Regions from separate parts of the Homo sapiens genome. Here all the other regions are linked to region 1. A link is a loop called in an ENCODE intact Hi-C map of the cell type or tissue named here. Cell type or tissue: PC-3. All regions are shown on one strand. Links, peaks and the distances in the headings refer to the core of each region. The heading gives the core; the rest is flanking DNA. Region 1 has its middle 97 kb from the start of RPS6KA3. Region 2 has its middle 19 kb from the start of RPS6KA3. Region 3 has its middle 250 kb from the start of RPS6KA3.

Region 1 (10,350 bases), core at 1,031-9,030:
ATCTATGGTGCTTTGTTATGGCAACCCTAGCAAACTAATACACCAGCTGAGACTGAAACCAACATTAAAGATGGCAAAAAGGAAAGATAAAAACAACTTGAGTTCTTTTTAGCTATTATCAAGTCACCAAATGAATCAGTCCTGGAACCTGTCCTGCCTCAGGACTAATGTAAGACAATACATTTTCTTATTGTGTGAGCTAGTTTGACTGAATCCTCCGTTACTTGCCTCCAAGTAACCAAAACACCACATATACTTCCAAAAGCAATGTATGGAAGTTTCATTTCCCCTTGTCCTTGCAAACACCTGATATGTTTCAACTTCTTTCTTGCCATTCACAAAGATGGAAAACAGTATCTCATTGTTGTTTTACGCTGTACTTTCCTGATAATGAGGTTAAACATCTTTTCACATGTCTGCCTGCCATTCAGATTCCTCCTCTGTTGAATCGCCTAGCCATATATTTTATTCATTACTATTGCACTATTTGTCTCTTGCTTATTGATTTATAAGAGTTCTTGGCATATTCTTGATCAATGGTCCCCAACCTTGTTGGCACCAGGGACTGGTTTTATGGAGGACAATTTTTCCACAGACCAGGGGTGGAAGGGAGGGGGCAGCGAGGATGGTTTCGGGTTGATTCAAGTGCATTACATTTATTGTGCACTTTATTTCTATTATTATTACATTGAAATACATAATGAAATAATTATACAACTCATCATAATGTAGAATCAGTGGGAGCCCTGAACTCCAGGAAAACTTGCAGTTTTGCTGCAACCAGATGGTCCCATGTGAGGGTGATGGGAGACAGTGACAGGTCATCAGGCATTAGATTCTCATAAGGAGCACACAAGCTAGATCCCTTGCCTGCGCAGTTCACAATAGGGTTCAAGCTCCTATGAGAATCTAATGCAGCTTATCTGACAGGAGGCAGAGCTCAGGCAGTAATGCGAGCGACGCGGAACAGCTGTAGATACAGATGAAGCTTTGCTCACCCACCACTCACCTCCTGCTTTGCAGCCCAGTTCCCAACAGGTCATGGACTGATAGCAGTCCATAGCCCAGGGGTTGGGAACCCCTGTTCTAGATGCTAATCTTTGTCAGTTATATATATTTTGAATACTTCTCCTGCTCATCATATGGCTTTTAACATGTTTGTGATCTCATGTGCCAAACAAATTATTTATATTTTAATACACAAATTTACCATTTTTTCTTTTATGTTTGCACTTTCTGTGTCTTCTTGAAAGAAAGAAGGGAAGAGGAGTAGAGAGAGAGAGACAGGAAGAGAGAGAGGGAGGAAAGGAAGGAATAAAGAAAGGAAGGAAGCTAACCCAAGATCACTCATTAATTTATTGAAAAAATGTTTACTGAGTGTCTACTTTGTTATTTGTTCTACTGTTGAGAGGTGACAGCGTGCTGGCAGTCCTCAGAGCCCTCACTTGCTCTCGGCACCTCCCCTGCCTGGGCTCCCACTTTGGTGGCATTTGAGGAGCCCTTCAGTCCCCCACTGCACTGTGGGAGCCCCTTTCTGGGCTGGCCAAGGCCGGAACCCACTCCCTCAGCTTGCAGGGAGGTGTGGAGGGAGAGACACGAGCGGGAACCAGGGCTGTGTGCGGCACTTGCGGGCCAGCTGGAGTTCCGGGTGGGCGTGGGCTTGGTGGGCCCCGCACTGGAAGCAGCCAGCCAGCCCTGCTGGCCCCGGGCAATGGGGGACTTGGCACCCGGGCCAGTGGCTGCGGAAGGTGTACTGCGTCCCCCAGCAGTGCCGGCCCACCGGCGCTGTGCTCGATTTCTCACCGAGCCTTAGCTGCCTTCCCGCGGGGCAGGGCTCGGGACCTGCAGCCCGCCATGCCTGAGCCTCCCACCGCCTCCATGGGCTCCTGTGCAGCCCAAGCCTCCCCGACGAGCACCACCCCCTGCTCCACGGCGCCCAGTCCCATCGACCGCCCAAGGGCTGAGGAATGCGAGCGCACGGCACAGGACTGGCAGGCAGCTCCACCTGCAGCCCCAGTGCGGGATCCACTAGGTGAAGCCAGCTGGGCTCCTGAGTCTGGTGGGGACGTGGAGAGTCTTTATATCTAGCTCAGGGATTGTAAATACACCAATCAGCACCCTGTGTTTAGCTCAGGGTTTGTGAGTGCACCAATCGACACTCTGTATCTAGCTGCTCTGGTGGGGCCTTGGAGAACCTTTATGTCTAGCTCAGGGATTGTAAATACACCAATCAGCACCCTGTGTTTAGCTCAAGGTTTGTGAGTGCACCAATCGAAACTCTGTAGCTAACTAATCTGATGGGGACGTGGAGAACCTTTGGGTCTAGCTCAGGGATTGTAAATGCACCAATCAGCGCCCTGACAAAACAGGCCACTCGGCTCTACCAATCAGCAGGATGTGGGTGGGGCCAGATAAGAGAATAAAAGCAGGTTGCCCGAGCCAGCATTGGCAACCAGCTCGGGTGCCGTTCCACACTGTGGAAGCTTTGTTCTTTCGTTCTTTGCAATAAATATTGCTACTGCTCACTCTTTGGGTCCACGATGCTTTTATGAGCAGTAACACTCACCGCGAAGATCTGCAGCTTCACTCCTGAGCCCAGCAAGACCACGAGCCCACCGGGAGGAACGAACAACTCCAGACGCGCTACCTTAAGAGCTGTAACACTCACCGCGAGGGTCTGCAGCTTCACTCCTGAGCCAGCGAGACCACGAACCCACCAGAAGGAAGAAACTCCGAACACATCTGAACATCAGAAGGGACAGACTCCAGACGTGCCACCTTAAGAGCTGTAACACTCACCGTGAGGGTCCGCGGCTTCATTCTTGAAGTCAGTGAGACCAAGAAGCCACCAATTCCGGACACACTATTACTTACAATAATATGTAAGACAGACAAAGCCCCTGCTCTTGTGGAGCTTACATAAATATATAATTGACTGTCTAGGAGGGAAGAGGCTATGAAGAGAAGTAAATAAGAGTAAGTGGATAGGGAGGAACTTTACCTAGGGCGGTCAGGGGATGCTATGCTGAGCAGAGACCTGGATGGAGTAAGAGAATAAAAGCCATGCACATATCAGGGACAAGAGCATTACAGGCAGAGGGAAAAGCCAAAGAAGAGGCTCTGAGATGGCAAAGATGTCTGAAGTGTTTGAGGAGCAGTCAACAAGAAGGCCGCTGGGGCTGGAAGTCAGTGAGCAGGCCAAGTGGTAGGAAACGAAGTGAGAGAGGTACACAGGGCAAGGGACATCTGTGGGCCACTGTAAAGAGGCAGAAAAGAGACCTTATCTTACTTGTAAGGTAGAAGAGTCACTGTGTTCTGCAGGGCAGAGAAGAGATGAAGAGAAGCATGAAAGAAGGCAGGGAGATTCATTGGAAGGGTACTGCAGTGTCCAGGCAAGACATAATAGCTGCATATACTAGGTCATCAAGGTCTATATATTCTTCTCTTTTAGAACATCGTTTGTTTTGTTATTGCTGCTGCTGCTGCTGTTGTTGTTGTTGTCGTTTTAACCTTTAGAACTTTAGCAGAATTTATTTTGAGATATGATGTCATTTTAACTTTTTTCCATATGAAGAGCCAATTGTCCCAACACCACTCTTTGAATATAGTCGTTCTTTTCCCAATCGAATTGTGAAACAAGTCATGTTATATATCAATGGCTCTCTTTTAAGGGGACTCTCTATTCTGGTTCATAGAATAGTTTTTCTATTTCTGTGTGAATGCCATCTTTTCAAATTGCTGTAATCTTGCACTATGTCTTGATATCGAGTAGAAGGGGTCTCACTCCACTATCCCACCACGTTTTGCTCCTCTCTTTCAAAATTGTTAAAAGATTTTTGTGTACTTCATTGTTTCATATTAACTTTAGGGTCAATTTGCTTTTGAGTTTCCCCAAAATCCTGTAGATGTATTGTGTTTTAACTACACTTAATTTAACTTACCCTAGGGGGAACTGACATCTAGAAAGTATTAAGTCTCCCAAGTGTAGACGGAACCAGCTTTCCATTGATCAGGTTCTTCAATAAAGTTTGAAACTTTTCTCCTTATAATCTTTTCAGGAACTTTATAATTTATATTGTTATTACAAACATCTTTTTTCCTATTGGGTTTCTTATTGGTTACTACTAATGACAAAGAACTATATTTTTAGTATCAAAAAATCCTTATCAAGTATAAAATGGCAAACAAATAGAAAAATAGTGGTCAAAGGACATGAACAAACAATTTTCAGGAGAAACAAAAATAACCAATTAACACATTGAATTTTTTAGCTTAATTAACAATCAAAGAAATGCAAACAGCTCTGAGATAATCATTTTACACCTGCCAAAGTAAAAAAGTTTGTTTTTAAATTCTTTTTATATTTATTTATTTATTTATTTATTTATTTATTTATTTATTTATTTTTGAGACGGGCGTCTCACTCTGTTGCCCCATCTGGAATGCAGTGATGTGATCATGGCTCACTGTAGCCTCGACTTCCTGGGCTCAAGAGATCCTCCCACCTCAGCCTCCTGCGTAGCTGGGACTACAGGCACACACCACCATGTCTAGCCTGTTTTTAAATTCTTGTGCTGACTTCGTTTTAAGGATAATAGTAGCAGGCATCTTAATGTCCACTTGGCAGGAGTGTAATTGGTATAACTTTGAGAAAAAGGAATGTAAGAAAATGTTCTAAGAACTTTAAAAACTGTTTATGCCCAATCCTAGGGATTCCAGCCTGAGGAAAAAAATGTAAGATTGTCATAGTGAATGTTCACCCAAGAGTCATTTCTGATAACAAAAACTTGACAGAATCTAAATGTTTGACACCGGGCGAACACTTAAAGAAAGTGTGGTACAGGCCATGTGATGAAATGATCTAGCCATCATAATAACCATGTCTGAAAATTTTTGAATGGCTGAGAAAATGTGCAGGAAGAAACATCAAATGAGAAGGATCTATAGGCATATATAATTAGATTAGAGAAAATACATCATAATATAATCATATTCATCTCTGACAGTGGACTACCAGTAATTTCCATATTTTCATTATGGTTATATTTCCTAAATTTTTTACAATAACCATGTATTATCAGGACATGAAAATATTAAATAGATAAATGATCAAAACTGCTGTAAGAAACTAAAAGTGTGAAAGGATCTATCAGTTAACTTTTCAATGTTTGGTTTATTATATGTAATAACAGATACACACTACCTGTGGGCAGGCTATTATCTGCTTGAAAAGTGTGAAATGTTGGTTGTAACAATTTAGCTCCTACCAAGAAGGAGCCCACAAGATAGTCTTAAGATCCCTGATTAAAGCAAATGCAGTGGTAAGATGTGAGAGCTAAACAGTGTCAGGAACAGGGCGTTTGTCTAGGTATCTTAAAATGCATAGGATTTCTTTAAACCGGCAACTCTTCATAGTTCTAAATTACATATATTGTTCGTTCTTTCACTCAATAAATATTTCCATGCATATTTGGATCTAGACTTTAACGCAATGTTGACATTTTAAGGGAGATGAGCGTGTTGTTATTTTGGCAAAAACAAACACGTTATTTCAAAGGTTTATGCTGTTAGTTGGTCCGGTGTCCAAGTCCAGCACACCCGCGAATATAATCACACCCACAACCTTGCTGGGTGCTGTAATCCACTCCTCTCGCTCTCGCAGCCAGGAAAGATTTCAGAGTATCCTCTTACACTTACGTGTAACTGCCTACCGAGATATTTTTATCGTATCCTCAAAACCACTCATCTCCTTTTCATTTGCCTTTTATACTTACAATAACTTCAACTCTTTCCTCTTTCTGAAAACAAGGAAGTTCTCTTGATATTTATGTATTTATTTTGCTAGGAAACAAATTGGAATGGAGCCCATATTTCTATTCAGTGTCAATAGAGCTCATAAAGAGACCAGTTTCCCCCTCAGTTTAGGCCTCTTGGTCAAATTTACTCAGCTTGCCAGTCAGCAATTCATCCCACTCACAAGCCCTGGGCTTCTCTAGAGAATAAATAACCTAGGCCTGGAGCTCTGTGACTAATCATGTTTGCCCAGCCCTCACCATTCCTTCATTAAACGGCTTTTAGAATTCAGCTTCCTCCGTCCACCAGTGAGTAACAAATGCAGAGACTCTCCGGCCCAAACTCCATTCTAACATGGCAGCTTCCTCTTCACTCATTCCCAGCAGCATGCGTGTGGGTGTACATATTGTTAACGTGCTGTGTGTTCCTGCTCAGCATTTGCTCAGCTATACAGACACCCTCACCCTCGTATCTGCCCCCATCGGTCCTGTCTGCATTTAGAGGCCAGCCCTCAGTCAACAAGTGCACAGCAAACAGCGCTAGGAGGGATTTTTATGCCCACACAACAATGATGAAACTGCGCGTATGAGGCACCTAGGACAATCAGATTCATAAGGGAAGAAAGTAGAAGAGTGGTTGCCAGAACCTGGGGGAAGCAGGGAAGCGGGGAAGTGGGAGTTGGTGTTTAATGGGTACAGAGTTTCTGTTTGGGAAGGTGACAAAGCTCTCTCTGGAGATAGATGCACAGTGGTGGGTGCACATGAGTGGGAATGTATTTAACTGTATTTGAGTGTGCGCTGGACTGAACACTCAAACATGTAAATGGTAAATTTTATGTTATGCATATTTTATAACAATTTTTAAAAACCCAAATAGATAGAAAGAAAAAATGACAAGGAAAAAGCAGCCCTGTTTCTCTTGCGTAATCCAAGTCCCTTTTATCTAGATGCTGCCTCTTAACATTCCAGATGGGTGAGCTCTTAGATTTTCAGAGTTCCACACCGGGTCAACTGGTGAAAGGGAGCTGGGAAGAACGGGAGAGAAAGGAGACTCAGATGCAGCAGTGCCCATGAGAGCTTGCAGAGAAACTGCATAGAGAAAGCACCAGGCTTCAAAATCCTTGCAGGCTTTTTTTTTTTTTTTTTTTTTTTGCCCCTGGCTTCAGAAGTCCTTGCAAGGCACTTGTTTCTGGACTTTGCCTTGTTTTGGGGTGAGCAGCTTCCTCCCCAACTCCAACCAAGTTGATTCTTGTTATTTGCCCAGCAGCTTCACACACTGCCACCCTGGATAAAAGACAGTTTCTCCCTCTCCCCAACCCTGTCCAGCCCATTGAGACTCCGCCCCAGCTGTGCCTGCCCCTAGCCCAAATATCAGGGAAGACAGATGAGACTGGACAAGTAAATGGCAGCAAGCATCCAACTCTGCATTTTTCTGAGCTTTCTCCCCAATTCCTAAGTAAAATTCCTAAAGTAAAAATGGAATTTTTGCTGGAACAATTTTTAAGTCTAGCAAATCTGCCACATTCCTTAAACGACAGCTGCGGTAAGTGCAGCTACCGGGCTGTTGTGCAACATTCAGCCAATATTGGCACAACCGAGCACATGGATAAAACATGACATGCTTTCTCTGTTTTCCATGTTTTGCCACAAAAATTCTGTTCACAAAAGTCTGTGAGTCTTCAATGTCTGTCATTTCTGTGGGCTCATCTGGAAATTTAGAAAGTGCCCTTTCAGTTAAAATTCCTCCCCTGTCAAGTGATAGCGGTCTCCCCCTTGCCTTAGATAACACATTCCTTTCTCACCTGAACAAATGTTTACTTGCATATACTAAAGCAGCTACAACTACTATTTTTGTTTGGCATTTTCAGGGGATAATATGTAAGGTTGAGGATTTTTTTTAAATCCCGCTTTCCGAGATAACAAAGACCCACTAATCTGCAAAGATCAAATTCTTCCGCTCAATTAACATTTTACAACCTCCCTACTCTGTGGAAACAATTCTAAACAATTTGTACTGGTAACAATTCTAAACAATTTGCAATCTGTTTGAGTAGAAATCGGTAGAAATTAACAGCAAGGTGTTACTTGAAGTGAACTAAAACAACAAAATTTGAATCTCAAATTATAATTTATGCTTTACAGGTCTGACATATCAAAAAGGGAAGGAAAAATTCAGAAAACTACTCATAATGCCACAAGAGTGTCTCTAATTTAATTGCGCTATCCTCAGCAATAGGAAAAACAAAAATTTTCGTTTCTAGGAAATGGATTTTTAAAATATTCAGAGTACCTCCTGCCTTCTTGGAAAAAAAAATTCATTATTCTTTTAGTTAAAGGATTCTAACAAATTGAAAAGAAAACTAGTAAAGAGAGTTGAAAAGCTTTGTCAGATTAAAAACAAAATATCTACTATGCCAAGCCAAAATATTTTTCCAAAGCCAGGTTCTAAGACGTGAATTACATCTTTCAAGACCCCAAAGGATCATTCCAGATTGGATTTCATAAAAATAAGTACAATTTTGACCAAGAAAGTTTATTCAACAATAATATTGCCAAACCCTAACCAATGACCATTCACTATAACAAAATTTTAACACAATATATTAATGCTTTCAGTGAGCTATGATCACACCACTGCACTTCAGCCTAGGTGACAGAGTGAGACCCTGTCTCAAAATAACAATAATAGTACTGCTTAAACAGGCCTCGCAAAGTCCATATACAGTAGGTGATAAGTATAAAACAATACAGAAGCAGCTTGCTTAAATACAATAATGTATTCCTGCAAAGATGAAGGTAATTTAGATTTTTGTACCATTAAATCATATTTTTAAGACCAAGAAATTCTCCATCTAAAAGAACACTGTGGTAAGCTTATTAAATAAAGTGTCATAAAAATAAAATCATCACCTCCTAACTTATGTGCTTTTTTTCACACATCATTTCAGACATCAGGCTTTCCTAAATGGCAGATTCCCAAATAATACAACCTTTAGACTTTAACATGGCCCCCTATGAAAGAGTTCATGTCCCCCTTGAACACCTGACTAGTAATGATGTAAAACATCCACACTGTGGAGAATCACACTTATATAGGCAACTTTATGTGGTCCAGTAGTTTTCAAAAGTAGGATTGAAACAAAAGATTGACAATAACCTAAATGGCCAGGAATGGGGGAACCAGTTACAAAACCTATGGTGTTTCCCTACACTGGAATCCTGTGCAGCTGTAAAAAAAAAAAAAAAAAAAAAAAAAAAAAAAAATACATGAGGGTGCTCTCTATGTATATATGTGGTAAGTCCTCCAAAATATAATGTAAGGGGAAGGGGAAGCAAGGTGCAGAACACGGGGTATAAAAATCTATCATTTGTGTAAAGGGGATGGGGAAAATAATATAAATCTGTATCTATTTGTCTATGCATTTTTGAAATCCCTGGAACGATATATTAGCAATTAACAACTGCAGTGACCTATGCAGGGAAGTAAATGGGGAGATGATAGAGGAATGGGTTAGGAGAGAGATTTTCCACCACATCTTATTTTCTACTTTTTGATTTTTGAACCATGTAAATGTATTACTATTTGAAAAAAATAATAATTTTATAAAAACTCCAGGTCAGATCAAGCCATCATGAGTCATATATTTTCGACATACTCATTACATCCTTGGGAGCCTATGTTTAGCTTCCCCGACATTAGAGCCATCCGCTTTGCCTAGAAGCAGAGCCTGAGACTGGGATTTGGATGCTTGTAACTGACTGAACGAATGCGCTCAGGAGAAACCTGTTCTGGAGTTATGGAGTGGAGGAAGCAGAATAGAGCAGGGAAAGCGTCAAGCAAGGATACAGTCTTAGATAAAGTCCAGCCTTGGGCGGAACCACACAGGGGCTTAGGATCACCACAAACTCTCTCCTCAAGACTAAAAGGCCAGCTTTACATACCCCAATGTCAGACTCTAGGCCCCAGAGTAGGGGGAAGTGGGCTTTAACTTCTCAGATTCTGTAGCTCCTGTTCAGCTAGGGGGAAGTATCCTGAGACGGGGGGCAGCTATGAACGGTTAGCAACCGTGATGGTTAAGTTTATGTGTCAACTTGATGGGGCCAGGGATGCCCAGATATCTGGTTAAGCATTATTTCTGGGTGTGTCTGTGGGGGTGTTTCCAGAAGAAATTAGTATTTGACTAGTAAAGTAAGTAAAGCAGATGGCCCTACCCAATGTGGGTGGCCATCACCCAATCCACTGAGGGCCTGAATAGAACAAAAGGGTGGAGGAAGGTTAATTTCACTCTTTGCCTGTTGGCTTGCACTGAAACATCAATCTTCTCCTGCCCTCAGCACTCCCAGTTCTTAGGCCGTTAGACTCAGACTGAAGTCTACACCATTGGCTCTCTGGCTGTCAAGGCTTCAAACCTCACTGACTTTCCTGGGTCTCTACAAAAGGCAGATCATGGGACCTCTCAGCCCCCATAATTGTATGAGTCAATTCCTTATAATAAATTTCTATTTCTCTAAAGAACCTTGACTAATATAGCTGTATCAGTTCATTTTCATGCTGCTG
Region 2 (10,350 bases), core at 1,521-9,520, 78 kb after region 1:
ATTAGATTTGGTAGCAAATAACAAAGACCTAAAATAACTGTGGTTTAAACGAGATAAAGATTTATTCCTCTCACACATAGAAATTGAAAAGTACTCAATTCGGACCCAGTATAGCAACCCTGCTTCACAATTCCTCAAGAACCCAAGCTCTTTACAACCCTGTGGTGTGGCCCTCATCCTCATTGTCTAAAATGGTGGCTAAAGCTTACCATCACATCCATGCTTTAAACAGCTAGATGGAGAAAAGGAAAATAAGATGAGAAGCAAAAGGCACGCTGGAGTGCAGCGGTGCGCTCTTGGCTCACTGCAAGCTCCGCCTCCCGGGTTCATGCCATTCTCCTGCCTCAGCCTCCCGAGTACCTGGGACTACAGGCGCCCACCACCACACCCGGCTAATTTTTTGTATTTTTAGTAGAGATGGGGTTTCACCGTGTTAGCCAGGATGGTCTCAATCTCCTGACCTTGTGATCCGCCTGCCTTGGCCTCCCAAAGTGCTGGGATTATAGGCGTGAGCCACGGCGCCCGGCCACACCACCTGTCTTTTAAGGGACACACCTGGAAACTGCCAAGCATCATTTCTGCCACTATCCCACTGGCCACACTGAGTTGCCAGGGAAATTGGGAAATGTAGTGTTCATTTTGGGTGGCCATGTTCCCAACTAAAGGTGGGGAGAATGGTTACTAGGAGCACCTTGAAGTGTCAGACACATACATGATCTAAAAGAATTGATGCTTCTAATAGGGTGCCAGGAAATCTCATTCAGTATTTATCAGTGGAGTTATTCACATCCATAAGAAATTAAGACCCTTTCTATTTCAATTCACTTCAACAAATATTTGATTATTTCCCTTTGCCAGTCAGTGGACCAGGCTCTGGGGATACAAAAAATAAGTAAGACATGTTTACTCCCATTTCTCATGGGACTTACATTAGAATGGGTAAGATCATAAATAAGTAATTATAAGTGTGATGATTATTACAAAAGAGAAAGAACATGGTGCTTTTATATCTGTATCAATTTATCTACCAATTCCTCTATATTCTATAGATGTGGAAAGAACATGATATCCATTCCCCATCTTTTGTCACAAGGATCAAAAAGGAATTTTCTAGGACTTTAACTAGCTCCTTGCTCCCCTATTTCCTTTCTTCCTCTTTCTATCAATGCTAGGAAGTGGTGTGAGTTCACCAATTTTCCACAGAACTCTGATAAATTACTGGTCAGTTTTTATCCTGAGAGTCCAGCATGTTAAAATCTGTGTTCATCTGAACATCCAAGAAGTAGTAGGAGAAAAGCACCAGAGAAATTTATGAATGGGTTTCCTTGAGTTTATATTCATGGGAGGAAGAATCCCTGAGAGAGATTGAATGAAGAACTTTATAACTGACTGGACACACTTGGGGAAATTGTATTAAGAATCCTTCTTTGTTAATTACTGTTCAATAAGGATTTGCTGTTGCTGTTTTTGCTGTCTTTTAATATAATTTTCTTGAAACTTTTCAAATGCTTATTTGCCATTAATCATTCACTGTGAAGCAAGTTGTCTTCCATCTACAGTATTCATGTAGAGTTTCATACATGTATACATATAGTGCATGAGCATTAAACAGAGAATTGCTCGATACCTATAATGTATTCAGAGATTTTAAAAGGAGCCCTTCAGAAATAAAACAGGTTTAACAGAATTGTATGTAGAGGAATGTGTTAAACACTTATGTATAGGAGTATAATTTTTTTAATAACGAAGGAAGTTCATTACAATGTTCTTCACTTGCCTTCAAACAGGCAACTGATTTTCCTTTAAGACAATTATTTCTTTCCCATTAAGTTGCCAAAGGTCAAAGGCCCCTAGAAAGCATTTAACTACCATATTTGGTTAAATAGTGTCCCCCAAAATTCATGTCTACCCAGACCCTCAGAATGTGACCTTATTTGGTATAAGCAAAGGAATGCCGCAGATTGCCAGCAACCACCAGAAGCTAGGAGAGGGGTATGGAAGGAATTCTCCCTTAGAACTTCCAGAAGAAACCACCCTGCTGACACCTGATTTTGGACTTCTAGTTAACAGAACCGTAAGAGAATACATTTCCATTGTTTTAAGCCACTCAGTTTGTGGTACTTTGTTATGCCAACCCTAGGAAACTAATACAACCATCATGCAAGTAGAAAGGATTATCAGGAATTGCTGAGTCTATATATCTGAAGGATGGAATAGTCTCCAAGATAGGGTAGTCAATAGGAAGTACATTCTGATGTCGCCATTTTCTAGAGCTTCTGAGGGGACCATTCACAAAGCCACATACAATAACTGATTCTGTGCAATGATGATCTACTTAGTGCCTGAGATTGTGCTAGACACTGTGGGAGGTTGCCAACCCCTGCAGGAAGTTGCCACCTGGTAGAGCTGGGTCATGGCCCTGTAGCTTTATGTTTTCCCCACTCACCCCACAAACACTCCATTTTCCTTCTCTTACCAGCTGATCTGTGTTCAGCATAGGTGCTCTTATTGGCATCTCCTCCTGTGGTTAACACTATTGATTGTCCACCAGCAAGGAATTGCCTGTCCCTACCTTCTTCCTTGCTCAGAGAATACAACTTCATTAATTCATTCATCAACAAATATTTCTTGATGTACCTGCCATGTAGCTGTCACTGTTGTATGCTCTGGAGGCACAGTGGTGAACAAAACATACCACCTTGTTCCAGTAGAACTTATAATCTAGCCAGAAAAACATTCTTTCTATCTCTCTCTCTCGCTTACTCAGACTCTGTCTCTCTCTCATTAAGAGCTATCAAAAATTTAAACAGGGAAGAAGGATAGAGAACAATGGAGGGGAAGGCTGCTATTTTAGGTAGAGTGGTCTCTGTTCTTATGTTGCCTGAAGGAAATGAGGGATTAAGTCATGCAGATACCTGGAGGAAGAGCTGTCTAAACACTGAGAATAGTATGTGCAAAGCCTTCATGTATGCGTGCCCTGTTAAGAGAACAACAAGCCTGAAAGTGTGGCTGAAGCAGAGACAGCAAGGGAGAGAGTGGTATGAGATAAAGCTACATAGAAGGAGGACTGTATTGGGCCTTGAAGGAGCTCTAGGCATTGAAGGCTGCAACTGACAGATATCTGCTTTCCCAGCCTCCCTTGCAGCTAGTGTATGGGCATGTAACAAATCCTGGCCACTGAGACATGAGGGGAGATATGCAGGTTGTTGGGTTTATAAAAGGTATTTTCTTCTGAATAAAGAGAAAGAGAGAGAGAGAGCTATGAGGAGAACCTACTGTTCCTTAGGCTACTATATTGTCTACATATGACAACTAGAACAGTTGGGCACATCTGGCAACCATGATGGGACGAGCCAGAGGACCAAACAAATTATCTGAGAATTCTAGGACCAAAAATATGGAAAGAGCCTGGGCTCCAACTGCATTTTCAAGCCACTGAATTAACTAACCTCACAATCACCCAACGACTAGTCCTCTTGTTATATAAGGAAATGAATACCCTTATTCCTTAAGTTACTTTAAGTATTCAGTTCTTTGCAGTCAAAAACATTTCAAATGAGAAACCTTCCTTGGTGTAAATACAAAGTACAACACTTCAACTTCATTTTACATTTGCTTTTGTGCACCACTCTAAAAGCTTAACCGCCGAGATAAAAAGATGAATAGAATAAAAATTTTGTGTGAAAAGGGGAAAATCTCTTCTACAAAATAACTTGAAGGAGAAAAGATTTTTCATCTTCAGTCAAATACGTTTGTACAGATAACAATGACATCAATGGTCTTGAATTATTTAATACCTTGTTCCACACTGTCACTTATGAGCAATGTCTTTTGCAGTTCAAGATTAGAAGCATCTTAACTTTGCATTTAATTTACCTTGGTCACATAGTCTTCGATCATATATTTTTCCATATTGGCTATGCTTCAATTTCTCTTTTCAATTTATTGAAATCTTCTGGGTTGAACCTGTGCAAAATACAACAGAATATGTGCAAAATACAAAAACAGGGAAAATGGGAATAAGTAAACAATCACCCCAAATAAACAATTCACAATCTAAAACATTGATCTTGTTATACAAACAGTTAACACAGCAAGTAAAAAGAACTATAAATAACCAGCAAACTATGGCAATAAAACTTGTGAATAGTTCTATTGGATTAAAAAAATATTAAAAAGTATGTCTTGGCTGGGCACGGTGGCTCACGCCTGTAATGCCAGCACTTTGGGAGGCCGAGGTGGGCAGATCAAGAGGTCAAGAGATCGAGACCATCCTGTCCAACACGGTGAAACCCCGTCTCTACTAAAAATACAAAAATTAGCTGGACCTGGTGGTGGGTGCCTGTAATCCCAGCTACTCGGGAGGCTGACGCAGGAGAATCGCTTGAACCTGGGAGGCGGAGGTTGCAGTGAGCCAAGATCAGTCCATTGCACTCCAGCCTGGCGACACAGCAAGACTCTGTCTAAAAAAAAAAAAAAAAAAGTATGTCTCTCTGAGGTGAAGCTCTTATGACATTAATGGGTCTGGTGAACGAGTTTAGATGCTGAGTAGAAGCTTGAAATAGTACTAGAATAAAAGCATAGTTCGGCAGCAAGGGATGGAAAACTAGAAAGAATAAGTAAAATGAAGCCAAGGAGGAAGATGAGATCATAAAAAGCAGTCTACTTAAGGTTCAAGTCTGATATTTGTGTAATTAAAGTGAAAACTTTTCCATTTTAGGGACTGGAATTATGTTTAAATGAATTTTGATAAAACTCGCTATTCAAACTTTTTGAGTAAAACTCTATAATTGCTACCTATCCATTATATTGAATATACCCAAGGAATTCTGCTGGCCAAATTAGTCATGACTCATTGGCATGTTTTTATAACATTTAGATATATTAGTTGCATGAACATTTCAGGGAGCGTTGTTCAAATGTGCCTCAGTCAGAATACTTCAGTAGTCTCTACTATTTCTAATGAAGCACTAAAACATTAAGAACCATTAATGATATGAAACCATTAATGATATTTAAAAAACTTCATAACATAGACTTGATTGAGTAAATTATGTTTCATTAATTCCAAAGCAATTTAGCAATAACCTAAAAATTATGTTTCATTAATTCCAAAGAAATTTAGCAATAACCTAAGACCGTTGTTGGCACTGTTTTTAATATTAATAATACTCCCTTTCAATAGAAATGAATATTGACTTTGTTATTCACTCATTTACTCAACATTCATCAGCATTGCTCTGTGCAAAGGCCTGTAGTATGCCACATGGGGAATGCTCAGATGAATCAGGCAGGGACTCTGCCCATTCTGATGTCATAGTTAATGACTTAAGGAAGATAAAACACATACAAAAAACACCATAACATTATATAAGAGGTAGTAAATGCTAAAAGAGGCACGGACATAAAATTTAAGGAGCATAGAGTGTATTGCCATCAGAGAGGTATAAGAAAGGCTTTATGGAGAAAGTGTATTGATGTTGAATTCATTCCTTCTTTCAAGAAAAATTTACTGGAAATGCCCCTACTTTCACAGAAAGTGCAACCTGATAGGGAAGACAGACAATGGGCAGATAAAGATTTAGGAGTGGAGTGTTGTAGGGAAATGTAAAGAGCTTGGTAAAATCAAGAAACAGAAATAGGGCCAATGTGGGCAGAGTGTAGTGAGAAAAAGGGAGAGTGATCAGAGATGAGGTCAAAGGGTTCAGATCATGTAAGACCATGTAAGCCATAGAAAGGAATTTGGATTTTAGTCTAAATGCTTTGGAAAACCACTGACAGGCTGAGCAGGAGGATAACATGATCTGGTTTTCATTAAAGATCACTGTAGCTGCTGGGTGAAGAATGCATTATAGGGAGGTAAGAGCGGGAGCAGGAACATCTCTCAGGAGGCTACTGAAAGAGTCCCAGTGAAAGATCATGGTGACTTAAATTCTAATGGTAGCCAAGGGGCTAGAGAAAAGTGGATCTATTGTGAAGTCAGAGCCAAAAGGACTTCCTGACAGACTGTATGTGGAGTGCAAGGGAAGTACAAGAATGTAGATGACTCTCAGACTTTTGGCTTGTGAATGGTGGTGGCATTTACTGGAATTGAGAAGGCCTACAGAGAGAGTGAATTTGAGGGGAGAGATGAACAAGAATTCTAATTTGACCATGTTGAGTTGAGATGCCTGTTGGACATCCAAGTGGGGATATCAAGTTGACAATTACATATACAAAATTGGAACTCAGTAGAGGAATAAGGGCTGAAGATATATTGTGAGTCATTGGCAAATAGACAGTATTTAAAGCCATGGACCTGGACAAGATCAACAGGGATAAAGTGTTAATAGAGTAGGACAGGGACCCGGGACCCAGCCCTGGGGCACTTGAAAGATGGATACTATTTTAATGGCCAGAGATGGAAAGGACATTGAACAGGAAGGAAAAACTCAAAGACAGGAAAGTACTTAGCATAAGTGGGGAAGCATGGGTAATCCATTTAGGGAGAGCTCATAACAGATACCAAGGCCTAGATTTGGTCCACAGACTTCAATGGAGAATCATGGAAGGTTTTAAACTTAACAAAGTGGTTCTGCTTCTGATAATATATGAGTAGTTCCTATATGTGATCATCCTTCTCTAGATAACAACTACAAACATTGGACAATAATATTTTTTAAACCCTACCTAAAGGCACAGAGAAAAAACAAAAGCAGGCAGATACTAGAGGGGGTCAATACTTGAAGAAAAGCACCAGATCTTTGTGAGTTTCCCATATTGATTTTACAGCTTTTTGCCCGAAGAGCACGTCCCAGTTTTCACTGAGCCTGGTAGCTAAAACCAGCAGTCTTATTGGCTTGAAGAACCAGAGGACAGAGTTTGGAAAGGGGGTGGAAATTTCTGAAAGGAGAGAGCTTGAAAGGGGGTACTTAAGTTTAAACTTTGTCTAAATCTCTGGCTGATCCTGGAAGTACACATGTATAGGGTAGACTCCAAGAAGCCTAGCTAAGGCTAAAAAAATTGGACTAAGATTTCAGCTGCTGCCTACCACAAGGGAGAGAGAGTTTGGAATTTGAGCTCAACCAAGTTCGCTGCCTGCAAAAACGAACAAAAAGACCTTTGAAGGTACAGAACAGAATCCCGAATCCCTAAAATGTGTCATTTACAATATCCAGGATATAATTCAAAATTGTTAGACATATGAAGAAATAGAAAAACAAGACCCATACTCAGAAGAAAAGGTAATCAATGGAGAGGATCAATGGAGATGACCCAGATGTTAGAATTAGCAGACAAAAGGAAAATATGCCCGTAGTGAATAAAGTTGAGGAATAAATTTATTATTCTGTATCTCAGAAGAATCTTTAACTGGTAAATAAGATTAATTTGGGCGGGCGCGGTGGCTCACGCCTGTAATCGCAGCACTTTGGGAGGCCGAGGCGGGTGGATCACGAGGTCAGGAGATCGAGACCATCCTGACTAACACGGTGAAACCCCGTCTCTACTAAAAATACAAAAAAAAATAAATTAGCCAGGCGTGGTGGCAGGCGCCTATAGTCCCAGCTACTTGGGAGGCTGAGGCAGGAGAATGGTGTGAACCCGGGAGGCGGGGCTTGCGGTGAGCCGAGATGGCGCCACTGCACTCCAGCCTGGGCGACAGAGCCAGACTCTGTCTCAAAAAAAAAAAAAAAAAAAAAAAAAATTGAGGATGCAGAGGCCAGAGGTGGGAAAAAGGTAGGGAAGCTATTGATAGGCCCGTAGTTCTATAGACACAAAGAGAGTAAAGTTGACAAAAAGATACTTTGAAAGATGTCATTTAATTATGGAAAGAAGAAAGAGGAATCAGATGACACTGAGGTTTCAAGTGTGGTTGAAACAATGGTAGTACCACCAGCAGAAACAGAAACATCAATGGAGAACATAAGGCTTGGATATAGGATGACAAATTCCATTTTGGAAATATTGAGTTTGAAATGTTAACATGATATCCAGTTGTAGTATTCAACAAGGAGTTGCAAATTCAAGATGGATCTGTAAGAAAGGCAGGGTCAAGGCTGGGGAGAATAATTTCGAGTCTTTCAAGTGATCATTGAAGTATGAAATTATATTAGATTTCCAAAGAAAAACGTACATAGTTAAAAGAGAAATAATATGTATTAGTTACCTATTGCCACGTAGCAAATCACAAATGCTTAAGGCAACAACCATTGATTGGTTTATAATTCCACAGGCTGGCAATTTGGGCTGGGTTCAGCTGGACATTTGTACTTGTCTCTTGTGGGTTCACTCATGCATTTGCAGTCAGCTATCAGGTCAGCTTTGCTGATCTGGGTCAGGAACCCTCCCATCTTTCAAGCCTTATCTAAGATGGCTCATCTCTGCTCTATGTGCCCTCTCATCCTTTAATAGTCTAACCTGGGTTTGTTCACACAAATTCCAAGAGAGAAAACCGAAGTGTGCAAGGCTTCTTGAGGCTCAGACTTGGACCCAGTACCACATTGCTTCCATTACATTCTGTTGGCCAAAGCTAGTCATCAGGCTGTCCTAGATTCAAATAGTAGGAAAATAAACTTTATAGTTTGATGGGAGACTGCAAAGTCACATTGCAAAGGAGCATGGATACAGGAAGGGGAATACTTTGTGGTCATTTTGCAATCTACCACATAGCCAAGGATAGAACTTTGGATTTGCACACCCATATTCATAGTAGAATTATTTACAATATCCAAGAGGTGGAAGCAACCCAGGTGTCCATTGACCATGAATGGATAAACAAAATGTGGCATAAACATTCTGTTTATTATAAAGGATATTACAAAGGATACGGATGAACAGCCAGAGGAACAGGTATATAGAGTGAAGTCCAGAAGGGTCCTAAGCAAAGGTGCTTCTGTCCTCATGGAGCTGGGATGCACCACTTTCCTAACATATGGATGTGTTCGCCAGCCTGGAAGCTCTCCAAACCCCATAGTTTAGGGATTTTTTATGGAGGCTTCATCACCTGGGCATGATCAATTATTAACTCAATCTCAAGTCTCTCTCTTTTCCCAGGAGGATGTGGAGTAGGGGGCTTGAAAGTTCCAAGTTTCTAATCATGCTCAGTCTTTCTAGTGAGTAGCCCTCATCCAGAAGCCCAGCAAGAGTCACCTCATTAGAACAAAAGGCACTCCTATCATTCAGGAAATTATGATGGCTTTAGATGCTCTGTGTCAGGAACTGGGGAAAGAGACCTAATGCATATTTCTTATTATGTCACAACATGCAATTTAATATTTTTCAGCCTTAAAGAGGGTGCGGGCACGGTGGCTCATGCCTGTAAGCCCAGCACTTTGGGAGGTTGAGGCAGAAGGATTGCTTGAGCCCAGGAGTTCGAGACCAGCCCAGGCAACATAATGAAACCCCCCCCATCTCTACTAAACATAAAAAATTAGCTAAGAGTGGTGGCATGCGCCTGTAGTCCCAGCTACTCAAGAGGTTGAGGTGGGAGGATGGCTTGAGCCCAGGAGTTTGAGGCTGCAGTGAGCTATGACTGCACCGCTGCACTCCAGTCTCCAGTCCAGGCAACAGAGCAAGACTTCGTCACAAAAAACAAAAAGAAGGAAATCCTGTCTCATGCTACAACATGAATGAAGTTTGCGGACATTATGCTAAGTGAAATAAGCCAGTCGCAAAAAGACAAATACTGTATGATTTCACTTATATATCTCGAATAGTCAAACTCACAGAGACGGAAAGTAGTATGGTGGTTGCCAGGGGCTGAGGATAGAGGAAAAAATGGGAGTTGCTGTTTAGTGGGTGCAGAGTTTCAGTTTTGTAAGATGAAAATGTTCTGGAGATTGGTTGCACAATAATATGAATGTACTGAGCACTAATGAACTATACATTTCAAAATCGGTAAGATGGCAAATTTTATGTTATGTATTTGTTACCACAATTAAAAATAAAATATAAAAATAGAACTTTAGACATGATCCATATTTAGGGTGAACAGGAAAAAGGGAACAAAAGGAAACAAATGTTGCCCAATCTGGAACTAATGGAAACCAATCTACCAGGTGGAGTTTGAAAATGGTTCTCTTATCTTTGTTCTCTATCACTTTCAGATAAGGGGCTCCAGAATTTAGCCTTTCCTCACTGGAGGGAGGAAGAGAGCCATCTGCTTATCTGGCCCTCATCTCTCCAGGATTCTAGAGTTCACATGATTTATCCTATTTTCCAGGCTGATAATATCCTTGTGGAAATTCCAGCCCTGGACCTACCTTCTTTTCTTATTTTTGCCAGTCCCATCTCCTGATCCTGGACCTCAGTTCTATCTAGCCTTGGCTTCACATCAGAATGACTATCCGCTATTAATAATATGGTCGGCCT
Region 3 (10,095 bases), core at 1-8,000, 150 kb before region 1:
AAAATTCAAATGGTATTTGTTGGCAACTGTTCTAGACTCTTGGGAAACAACAATGGACATAACACACAAACAGGGGCTTCGTGAGGAACAGGCTTTCTGGAATTAAGGAGGAGCCAGATAACAATAGAATGAATATAAGTTTATATAATATGTGAAAAGGTGATTAGAGGTATTAAAAAAAAAACAGGAGCTAAAGAATTTCAGGAGTGCAGGACGAAGGGTTGGGGACAGCAGGGGGAAGATCGCAATATTAAATTAGGTGTTCAGGGTGGACCTCATTGGAAAGGTGAGATTTGAGGAAAGATGTGAAGAAAGCAACAGAGTTAGCCAAGTGGCTATCCGGAGTAAGGGCATTCCATGCAAAAGGAATAGCTGTTGTACAGGCCCTAAGGCAAGGGAACATTTCTGGTGTGTTCTTTGAACAGCAGCAGGGAAGTCAGTGGGGCTGAAGTAGAGAGAGCAAGGAGAAGAATAGAAAGGAGATCAGAGAGATAACGGGAAACCAGATCACGGAGAGGTTACTACTCAGAGTGGAGTCCTAGGATCAGCAGCTTCAGCCTCACCTGCTGGCTGCTTAGAAATGCAGACTCTCCAGCCCTGCCCCAGAGCTACTGGATCATAGTCTGAGTTTTAATCAGATCCCCAGGTGATTCATATGCACGTGAAAGTTTAAGAAGCACTGATGGGGAGCCTTATAGGCCCTTGTTAGCACCTGGATTTTGACTCGGCCTGAGACGTGAATCACAGGGTTTTGAGGAGAGGAGTCACATGATCTGCCTTATATATAAAAGGATCACTGTGCCCTGCGTGTCGGGAAGAGTCTGTTGGGTAGAAGGGAAGGGAGCAGTCAGGATGCAATTATTGTAATACTCTAGGGGTGAGATAATAGAACTCGGACCAGAGGGAGGGACGCAGAGGTGGAGTGAACCCTGAGAAAATCGCCCCATCCTGCTCCCTCTCCAGTCCATCCCCTCTTCTCCAGTTCACTTCAGAGAAAACCGTCAGTTATAAATCAGAGGGTTAGAAAATGCTTCAGAAGAAAGTGGCGCTTCAAACCGACTATCTTAAAGAAGGGCCCTGGGTACTGGGGAAACAAAGAGGGCCTGAGAGTCCCCATCGTGGCTAGAGCAGTTTGAAGAAAGAGTAGGTGTTTCAGCTGAGCTTAGGAGGAGCAAGAATTAAATGGGGTGTTGCGGGGGGGCATTCTGGGAAGAAACGGCCACATATGTGAAGACACAGATGTAAGAAACTATATGACACACTTTGCCTGAACAAAGTGCAGCCGGGGGAGGAGTGGTGGGGGAGGCACTGGCAGAAAATGAGACTGGAGAACTAACCAGATCATGAAGTGTCTCGTGCACTGCATCAAGGAGGTCAAAACATCCAGAAAGCCCTGAAGACACAATGTCAGATTTCAGGGTGGGAGTAAGATGCAAGTTTAGGAGAAGCGTTGAGGAAACAATGGGAACGACAGATTAGAAAGGGATGAGCCTGGAGACAGGGAGAGCAGTCTCAAGTCACTAAAGGATGAGAATAATTCATCCCAGGACCCAAAGCCCAGGAATGGCTCTCAGAAATGCCGGAGACCTGAACTGTGTAACTGGCCTGTGTGTCTGAATTGAAGACTATGAACTATATAAGCTAGGCAAGTTACCAAACTTCTCGAACCTCAATTTTTCCTCCATGAGATCAGGTGTTCTTCATTTCCTCAAAGAGATCTCAGTACTATTGAGAGAATCGAATGAGATGCTTGGCATAGAGTAAATACTCAGCAAATTGCCTTATAAAAGCACTCCAAGTGATCTTAGTTTTCAGCCAAGGTTGCAAACCACTGATTTAGTCCAACTACTTCAATTTTGTATGAAAATACAGAGGCCCACAGAAGGAAAGGGATTTGTTCGAGGATGCACTTCAAGTTAGCAAAACAGGGAAACTCGAGTCCAGCACATTTTGACCCTGCGGTGCAATGGAGAAGGGTTGGGTCTGAAGGTGGATGCTGGTATTGCCATCTGCTAGCTGTGAGACTGAACCAATTTCTAAACATCTCTCTCAGCCCCATCTGCAAGATGGGGATGACAACAGCATCCACATTATAGGGCTGTTCAAAGGATGAAATAGATTAATGCTCACAGAACACCTGGCACAGTACCAGGCACCATGAGATGTATTAATTAAATGCTAGCTATTGTTACCAGCTGTGCTCTGACTCAGCCCAGCATTCTTTCTGTATCTCCACCAGGCTGTATAAGACCTCTTGTGAATTTTGATCAGTGTTTTCTTCATCCCTTATGGATACACTCATGGAAATCGATTTTTAGATATTGAACTAAAAAAATAAAGAGCTGATTAGTTACAATTCTCCCTGCTGATACCAGGAGTTTTAATCAAATAAACCAAGTATATCTGTGTACCAAATGTCATCTGTGTACCATGTTCGTGCACAGGACCTAACCAGGTGCTGTTTGTGCTGTCACTGGGTATTTGAAGCCACTGTTTCCTGTGTGTAATCAATAATCGACACTAAAGCTCTGACAAAATGACCATTTTTAGAGTGCCATTAGCTGTCTCCCTGGATATGGCTGTAAATGTAACATAAGTACGTTCTTTATTGCATCAATTTCTTATTGCAGTCATGTTTATCTTCCTGAAGTAAAGCGCTCTGGGAGAAACTGAGTGGGTGGGTATTTTGGCTTGTTTTTCTGCTAAAGGATGATTCTGATGATCTTTTACTATTACCTGAAATTTGCGTGCTATTGCAGAAGCATCCTTCTCAAGGGAAGAACACGGGTACAGTGGAGCTAAAGTGCTTTTTCTGTTGTGTGTACAAATTAGGCAAGAGGTTTATAAACTTGCTTCTTACAGAAAAGTCACCCTGATAATTTTCTTTGTAGTATTTCTGAATATCCTAACCCCTAATTAATCAACATAGACCACCTTTTGCTTGTTTCACATGGAGCACAGAGCTTTCAAATTAGAGCACTGGGAGAAAATTGTTTTTTTTTTTTTTTGGTATATATAAAATTCTAATTGCCATCAGAAGCAAGGTAGCTATATAATTGCCAAAGCCAAAACAATATGTTTCTGAAGATACTTTAATTAGAGTTTGCTTCACATTTTATCTTCTTATGAAATTGAAAATACCAACCACAAAAACTCTGTGGAGAGAGCTTTCTCTGCATTTTGTTGCGTGCTTCAGTAAAGATTCTTGTATATCAGAATTGTAGATTCAATACCAAGAAACATAAACTTGTATTGTTAATTTGGGTGACCATGAGGGACACTGACTTAGTTCAACTAGGAAAAGATCATTAAAAATACTTCAAAGATTTTTATTATCCTGGGTTTCTGATTAAACAAATTATCTATAGAAAAGCCACTGCAGTTAATTTACTGGTTGGAACTTGCATGAAGTTAGGGATTTCAAGATAAACCCATCTCTGGACAAGTAAGCTACTTTCTTTTGTATTACCTAGTGTGTGAGGGTGGGAAGGGAGGGAATGCCATATGAAACCAGCTTCCTCATTGCTCTCTTATGAGTCACATTTACTTGAACACAGCTAATTTTAGTTTCAACCACTGTGACCCTCCTAGAAGTAGTAAGAACCAAATGAGTAAGCATTTGGAGGAAGTGAGTACCTTGCAACCAATGTCATCCAGAGCTCATTATTTTAACATCAACAAAGCCCTCCTCTATAATCAAATTGCCCACATTCTCAGAAATTGTATTTGTGATAAAGTGCATGATCAGCTTGAATTTTTCACCCCTCCCTGTATTACACCCTTTGTTATGTGACTTTGGAGTTTCCTCCATAAAGGCAGAGTGTATTTTGCCACTCCTTGTCTTTGAGCTAAGTTGTGTCACTTCCTTTGGTCAAACGAATGTGGTCAAAAGTGTCAGGGTGCCAGTGTGAAGTTTGCCTGCTTCTTCTTGCCATCCTGTGGCTCTGCCATCTTCTAGGAACATGCCTGGGGTGCAACCCATGAAGCTGAGCCTCCCCAGCAGAGCCCAGCCTAGATCAGCCCATCCCAGCCAACCATAGACTTGTGAGCAATAATAAGTCATTGCTGTTTTAAACCACCAACATTTGAGGTGGTTTGTGATGCAGCAGTAGTTAACTCTCATAATACTGCAACAAGTTATTGACCTGAGCTTTTCTGGGCCAGTGATCTGTAAATACATATAATTCATGGCTGGTCTAGTTTCTATAACGGAAAAGATATTATACAACTATTTTCTCAAGGATAGATTATTTATGTTGCATCAAAAAAATAATTTACCAACTACCTGTTGTGGGCTGGATGCTCTACTGGGTGCTGGTACAGGGGATGGAATATGAAGAAGTCCCGAAAGTCCCAGACATTTGTACATGGCCTTTAGAAACTGAAAAACTTGAACCATGACTGCAAAGACCATTCAAACTAGAGGCTGTAAAAACTTTCTCTTTTCAGAGTTCAGTTTCTTAAAGCCAGGTATTGTAATATCTTGATCTTTATTTGAATCCTGAATCCAGTATAGCAAGCACTCTCTCTTGCCTGATTCAGTAGAGGTTCAGGATGTTCCTCTTGTCTCAATTTTCTATGAAGGTGACTGGTTTAACCTAGGTGTATGACCCAAGGAGGAATGGCAAATTCTCATCAGCCAAGAGCCTCTCAATATGAATAGATGTTAGAGAGAGGTTGGCCTGGTATAGAGTCAGATGATGAGCTAGCAGTAGAACTTGGGGGTGTTCACCATTAAAATAGGCAGAAAGGGAGATCACTGTAGAGAACAGGGCCACTGGGCAGAGGTAGGATGGACTAGAGTATGATAATGAGGAGATCAAGGGGAAAGGAAGATGAAAGGTGGAATTTCAAGCTGGGATCTGAGGCAACAACTGGAATCATTATCAGAGGACCTGTATATTAGTTTGAGTGCTTGTTTGGATGGTTTTTAGCACCAGGTGGGGTTTATCACCTAGTTGGGACTTTCAGCTATGGTGTCTTGGGTGCTCTTTGTTCTGTAATTCTCTGTCTGCAATATCAAGAACCAGGACCATCTAGGGAGGAGAAGACTATTCCTCTAGGTCTGAAGTTGTATTTTTCTCTGCCCAAGGACTCTGATACATTCTGTAGTCATCATGGAAGCCTCATTCAGGGAGAGTTGAGTCCATTGGAAGTTCAGTCCTCTGAGAACCAGAGACATTGTGTGGCAGGTCCCTCTCCTGGGTCCTGGGACTTAGATCCTAGCCCCTGGGCTTGTGCTATGTCACAGCCTTGGCCTCTCTGCCTCCTCCTCATCAACCCACTCAGGGCATTCTGACCCATCCAAACATAAGCAGAAGATGACTCATCAGTGGGCTGCCTATGAATCATGGCTTGGTCCCAATGTGGAAAGGCAGAGTGAATGTAGAGCTGGAAAATTAATGTGAATCAGGATGCATTTGGTGTTGACATTTATATCTTAGTGTAATTTGACTCAATGTTAATCCTCTTTCGAGTTTAATAATGACAGCAGGACATTCAAAGTCACTGTGATTGATGACTTCATTCCTGATTCAGATTCAGCCTGAATGTCCATCATGTTTGGTATTAAACCTCAATTTCAAATTAGCTGCTGGTCCCAATTAATGACTAACTGAACAGATGAGATTCCACAAGTCTTGATGCCAAAAAACTTCAAAATCAGTGCTATCGACCATTTTCTTTTAGAGAGAGAAACAGATCTTCTCATGAGATCAGCCTTCAGAACTGTTGTTAGTTTTAACATATTGACAGTTCTGATTGGTCTCTTTTGTTCTGTTGGTTTGTTGGCTACTTAACCTATTTCTCAACTTGTTCCACAAACAAAACAATAGTTTTAACCTCTGAACAACAAACAACTAAGTAGGCATTTCTTTAAAACAATTTGTTCGAACTCTTTTTGTATTGTGTACCTTCATGAGGATCAGAAGTCATGTCATCATCACCTCATAGTTTATATTTTTAACACATCATGTGTCAAATGATGGTCTAAGTTATTTATTTTGTTGAATTCTCCCAGAAACCCTATTATCATCCCTGTTTTTCAGATGAAGAAGTTTAGTCAGCATTTCAGAGAGCTCTAGTAACTCACCAACAATAATATAGTTATTGAGTCATGGAAGTCACATTTTTAATCCAAGCAAGCTAACTCCAAAGTCTCTGCTCTTAACTTTTATGCTACTAACTTCACCAAATGCAAAAGTCCATATTACCAAGTCTCACTTTCTAGTCAACATTTGAAAATGATATTTAGTACAGGAATAACTTAAAGATAGGCTTTCTTTTAGATTCATTCTAGGAGAGTAAGAATGCTTTACAATACCCTTGAATCAACTTAATTGTTTTCCCCAATATTGATCCTATTGTCACCATTTACTACGACTTGTATCATAACTGCAGTACCTTCAATTTTTATCTTGGTGAATTGAGATTCCTGGGCTAATACTACAACTTAAAAGGCAGGATTTTCCCGTTTTATAAACAATCTTCAACTTTTCTTTCCTAATCTGTCTGCCTTGTGGTTATGTCTAGCAGCCATCAATTAACAGAAATGTCAGTAAGACAAGCTTACCAAAGTGGGGTGGGGGAAGGGGAACCAAAATGAAGAATGTTATGCCAGGAAATACTTTAATGTAGGTGGAGCTCTGCCAACTTGTATTATTATAAGAAAACAAAGAAACTTTATTAATCCAACAGGCATTACACTTTGACTTTTATTTTGATTTTATTTTTGAGCACGCAGTTGAATTCTTTGCACACAGATTTTCCTTATTTTTGTAAGCTACTTGCTTCAAATAAAAGGAAGACTATTTTGGTGGCAAGATATGTATGTCTTTCAATTTGTATTCTTTCATTCTTCTCGAATATCTACAAAATTCTCTTATCTATGGTGTTTGAGAAGCAAAAATGCTACTGAAGCAGAACCAATCCAGTACCATACTTCCTTTGGTTAGGCAAAATTTATTGCAGAAGGAATTGTAATGTTTGCTTCCTAAACTGCCCCAGGAGCAACTAAATCTCCTGAAGTAATTATAAATAATGGACAATTTCATGCATAATTTGCTCCATTATTAGGATTTATTACCAAAAACTAAAAAAAAAAATACAAAAAGAAAGCTCTAAGCAATAACAGTTCACTCATTGAGGGTGCAGACTGACTCTGAATAGCGCAAAAGATGCAGACGACAGAAACTCTAGGCCTAGCACATTTAACCTTTCATGGCCCCTCTCTTCCTCGCCCCAGACTGTCTCCACCCTCCCTCAGCAGGTGCCCACAGGCAGATTGATTGAGTTAATTGAGTGACCACCTGAATATCTAAAGAGAAAAAAGTTACATCCAGTTTACTTATGCACTTTCCTCATCAATTTTTCTCTGCAAGAAAGAATAGCATGTAGAAAGATATATACATTGCCACACTTTAAACACACCCTTAAAATTTTTATTTGCGGTAAATTCAGATCTTGTGTACCTATCTCTCTCATGAAAAATTGCAAACTAAATCTCATCTAAGAAAAAAAAATAAGAGATTGGTTGTTCTAACATTTTATTATAGAAATTTTCCATCTTGCACACAATTGAGAAAATAGTGTAATGAACCCTCCTATACCCATCACTCTGCTTTAACTATCAACGTTTCTATAATCTTGATAATATTTGATAATCTTGGTAATATTTGATAATCTATTCCCCTACTTTTCTGTTATTTCTCACCTGGCACCCAGCTCTTAAATGCACTATTTTTTTTAAATAATTCCTAGACATGTCATTCCAATAAATACTTAAGTGTGTATCTCTAACTGGTAAGGATTATTTTTATATAACAATTACACCATTATCGCACCCGATAAAATCAACAATAACTCCTTAATAGCTTATAATGTTTACTTCATGTTCAAAATTTCTCCATTGTCTCAAAGGAGAAATAATTTGGTCCGATGACTCAGCAGGAAACAGTATTCTCAGAATAATTCGAGGAGCGTTTATGTATAAAGAGACTATTTACAAAAGCATGGGTGGGATGTGGGGGAATCACAGAGAATAGTGCAGTGACACTTGGCTAGTGACAACAGAGCTGTTACCACCCCTAGATGTGAAGGAGTCAGAAGGAGCAGATCAAGGTTGCTGAAACTGGAAGGAAAGAGTCTACAGAGAAGGCCTCCTCCAGAAGAACAGTGTCTTTCCATTGAGGTATCCAGCCAGCCAAAGTGATCACACAGGGAGGAAGCCAGGGGAATCAATACTCAGAGAATCCTCTCTCGCCTCTCTTTCTGATTTCCTGCTGGGGCTTCCCATTGGCCAAATTCAACCAAAAGCCAGAGGGCAAGAAAGCCTGAAGGCACAGTCCATACTGGTCAGCTTCTCAGACTAGGGAGAAGTGTAGAGAGAAAACCTAGAGGAGAAAAAAGAAGATATCTGGCATAGGATCCAACAAGACCTACACATTGCATTTGGTTATTGTGTTTCTTAAGGCTCTTTTATTCTTTAACAGCCCCCACCTTCCTTTCATTTATTTAATATGTCATTAACGGAGAAACCAGGTTTTTTGGCCTTGTCTCACATTTGAGATTTGGCTGATTGCTTCCTTTCAGTGTCATATAAATCGTTCCTTTATCTCCTGTATAATTTCTATACAACAGTGGTTTGTGTATTGCATTATGTTATTTATTATTTCTATCAGGCTACTTCATATAAATTACTGGCTATACTTAGACACTTGATTAGATGTAGGTTCAATGTTTTTTAGGAAAGAAGACTTCCTAGGTGATGCTGGAGCATCCAATTTCATCCCTTTGTGAGATGTGTAATTTCTGATTGCCCACTTGTGAAGATTCTAAGATTGAATTTAGCTTAATTCCTCCATTATGGACTTCACTGACCTTTCACTAACCTTGACTACACATTAGAATCACCTGTGCAGATTTTAAAAAATCACAGCACCATGGCCACATTTATCACTTAAATCAGAATCACTGGGGTAAGATATGGGCATTAGCATTTTTTAAAACCCCCAGCTGATTCCAATGAGCAGCCAATATTGGTAACCTCAGACCTAATGATTTTAATATCTACTGATTTTTGGGTTTTTTTAGGTCTACTATTTCATTAGAATGTGTAAATTGATACTTTTTAGTTCTGTCATTCCTTCTGCATTTATTAGCTACGAAACAGTGCCAATCACGAGCTTGCACTCAATAAAGAGGTATCAGTTGATTTGATCTGAAGTTCATGTTTAATGAGTATTTTCCATTAAAAAAGTTTTGTGGAATTTCTATTAAAAAGATTTAAGTGTCTACAAATTATTTAGATAGCATTTTATAATATCTATCAAATTGATGTTCATTTTTACAGATGATAGCTCTCTGGATCACATCTAAAATTAAAATTTCCCTCATAACATCCCCCCTCTAAATTCTCAACTGTAAGTGTGTTGTGTTAACTATGATATATGTTGAATATTTCAGTCCCTCACACACTAAGACCACATGATGTAAAATACATAATAAGGTTTTCTGGAGGGGAAAACTTACACGAGAGAAGTAGAGAGTGCACACAATCCGTCACTCTCAAAGAGAGGTGTACTTAAGCCAGGCATGGCTGGGCTAGACACACAGGGTTCCAAGAGAGAGATGTTATCTCCCATTATACCCGACATATTTGTAGAAAATGGGGAATAAGGGATTCTTAGGAACTATGTAACAATAAAAGGTTGATGTTTGAGGAAGTGGCCCAGTTAGAAAGAAAGAGCTTCTGGAACTTAGTAACTGGCACCTGTTGAGTTAACACAGACCTGCTGGGCTAGCTCTCTGCTAAACTACCAAAAGGGTGAAGTGGGCTTTTGGTGCCTTCCAGATTTGTCTCTTTTCACTAGCATACATATGTAAGATTACACTCACTGAGTACTTATTAGGTGCCAGGCAGTTCAATCAACAATGCTATGATCTTCCCTAATCAACCACACTTAGAAACTTTTAATCCTTTGATTAAAAGTTCTTTTTCCTCCAAGATCCACTTGGTGGCTCATCTTTGGTAATGCCCATTCATTTGATGTGCATTCATGTATTCATCTGTTACTTCATTCACTTAATCATTCAGTA

Evidence for each region. A loop is a pair of places that touch in the nucleus more often than their neighbours do. Peaks named below come from ENCODE experiments on the same cell type or tissue, not always from the same donor. Only the 100,000 strongest peaks of a DNase experiment are listed, where the experiment ranks them.
Region 2: it touches region 1 in a loop (4-fold over the local background); 5 of 110 quality-filtered maps call a loop at or near these places.
Region 3: a loop joins it to region 1, with 6 times the contacts of the local background. A loop is called at or near these places in 3 of 110 quality-filtered maps.

What each region holds. Positions count from the first base shown.
Region 1 is chrX:20,358,470-20,368,819 of GRCh38, reverse strand. No RefSeq gene overlaps it. Among named protein-coding and RNA genes, the nearest start is that of RPS6KA3, 97 kb to the right of the region's middle. In PC-3, for the core only: no CTCF peak of the experiment used is centred there; DNase peaks (open chromatin) are centred at 5,989 and 6,789; H3K4me3 peaks cover 1,595 bases; H3K27ac peaks cover 2,676 bases.
Region 2 is chrX:20,280,631-20,290,980 of GRCh38, reverse strand. No RefSeq gene overlaps it. Among named protein-coding and RNA genes, the nearest start is that of RPS6KA3, 19 kb to the right of the region's middle. In PC-3, for the core only: no CTCF peak of the experiment used is centred there; a DNase peak (open chromatin) is centred at 5,270; H3K27ac peaks cover 1,336 bases.
Region 3 is chrX:20,509,840-20,519,934 of GRCh38, reverse strand. No RefSeq gene overlaps it. Among named protein-coding and RNA genes, the nearest start is that of RPS6KA3, 250 kb to the right of the region's middle. RefSeq lists a silencer at 3,433-3,582 and an enhancer at 4,800-5,999. In PC-3, for the core only: no CTCF peak of the experiment used is centred there; DNase peaks (open chromatin) are centred at 3,614, 3,914 and 5,334; H3K4me3 peaks cover 743 bases; H3K27ac peaks cover 3,995 bases.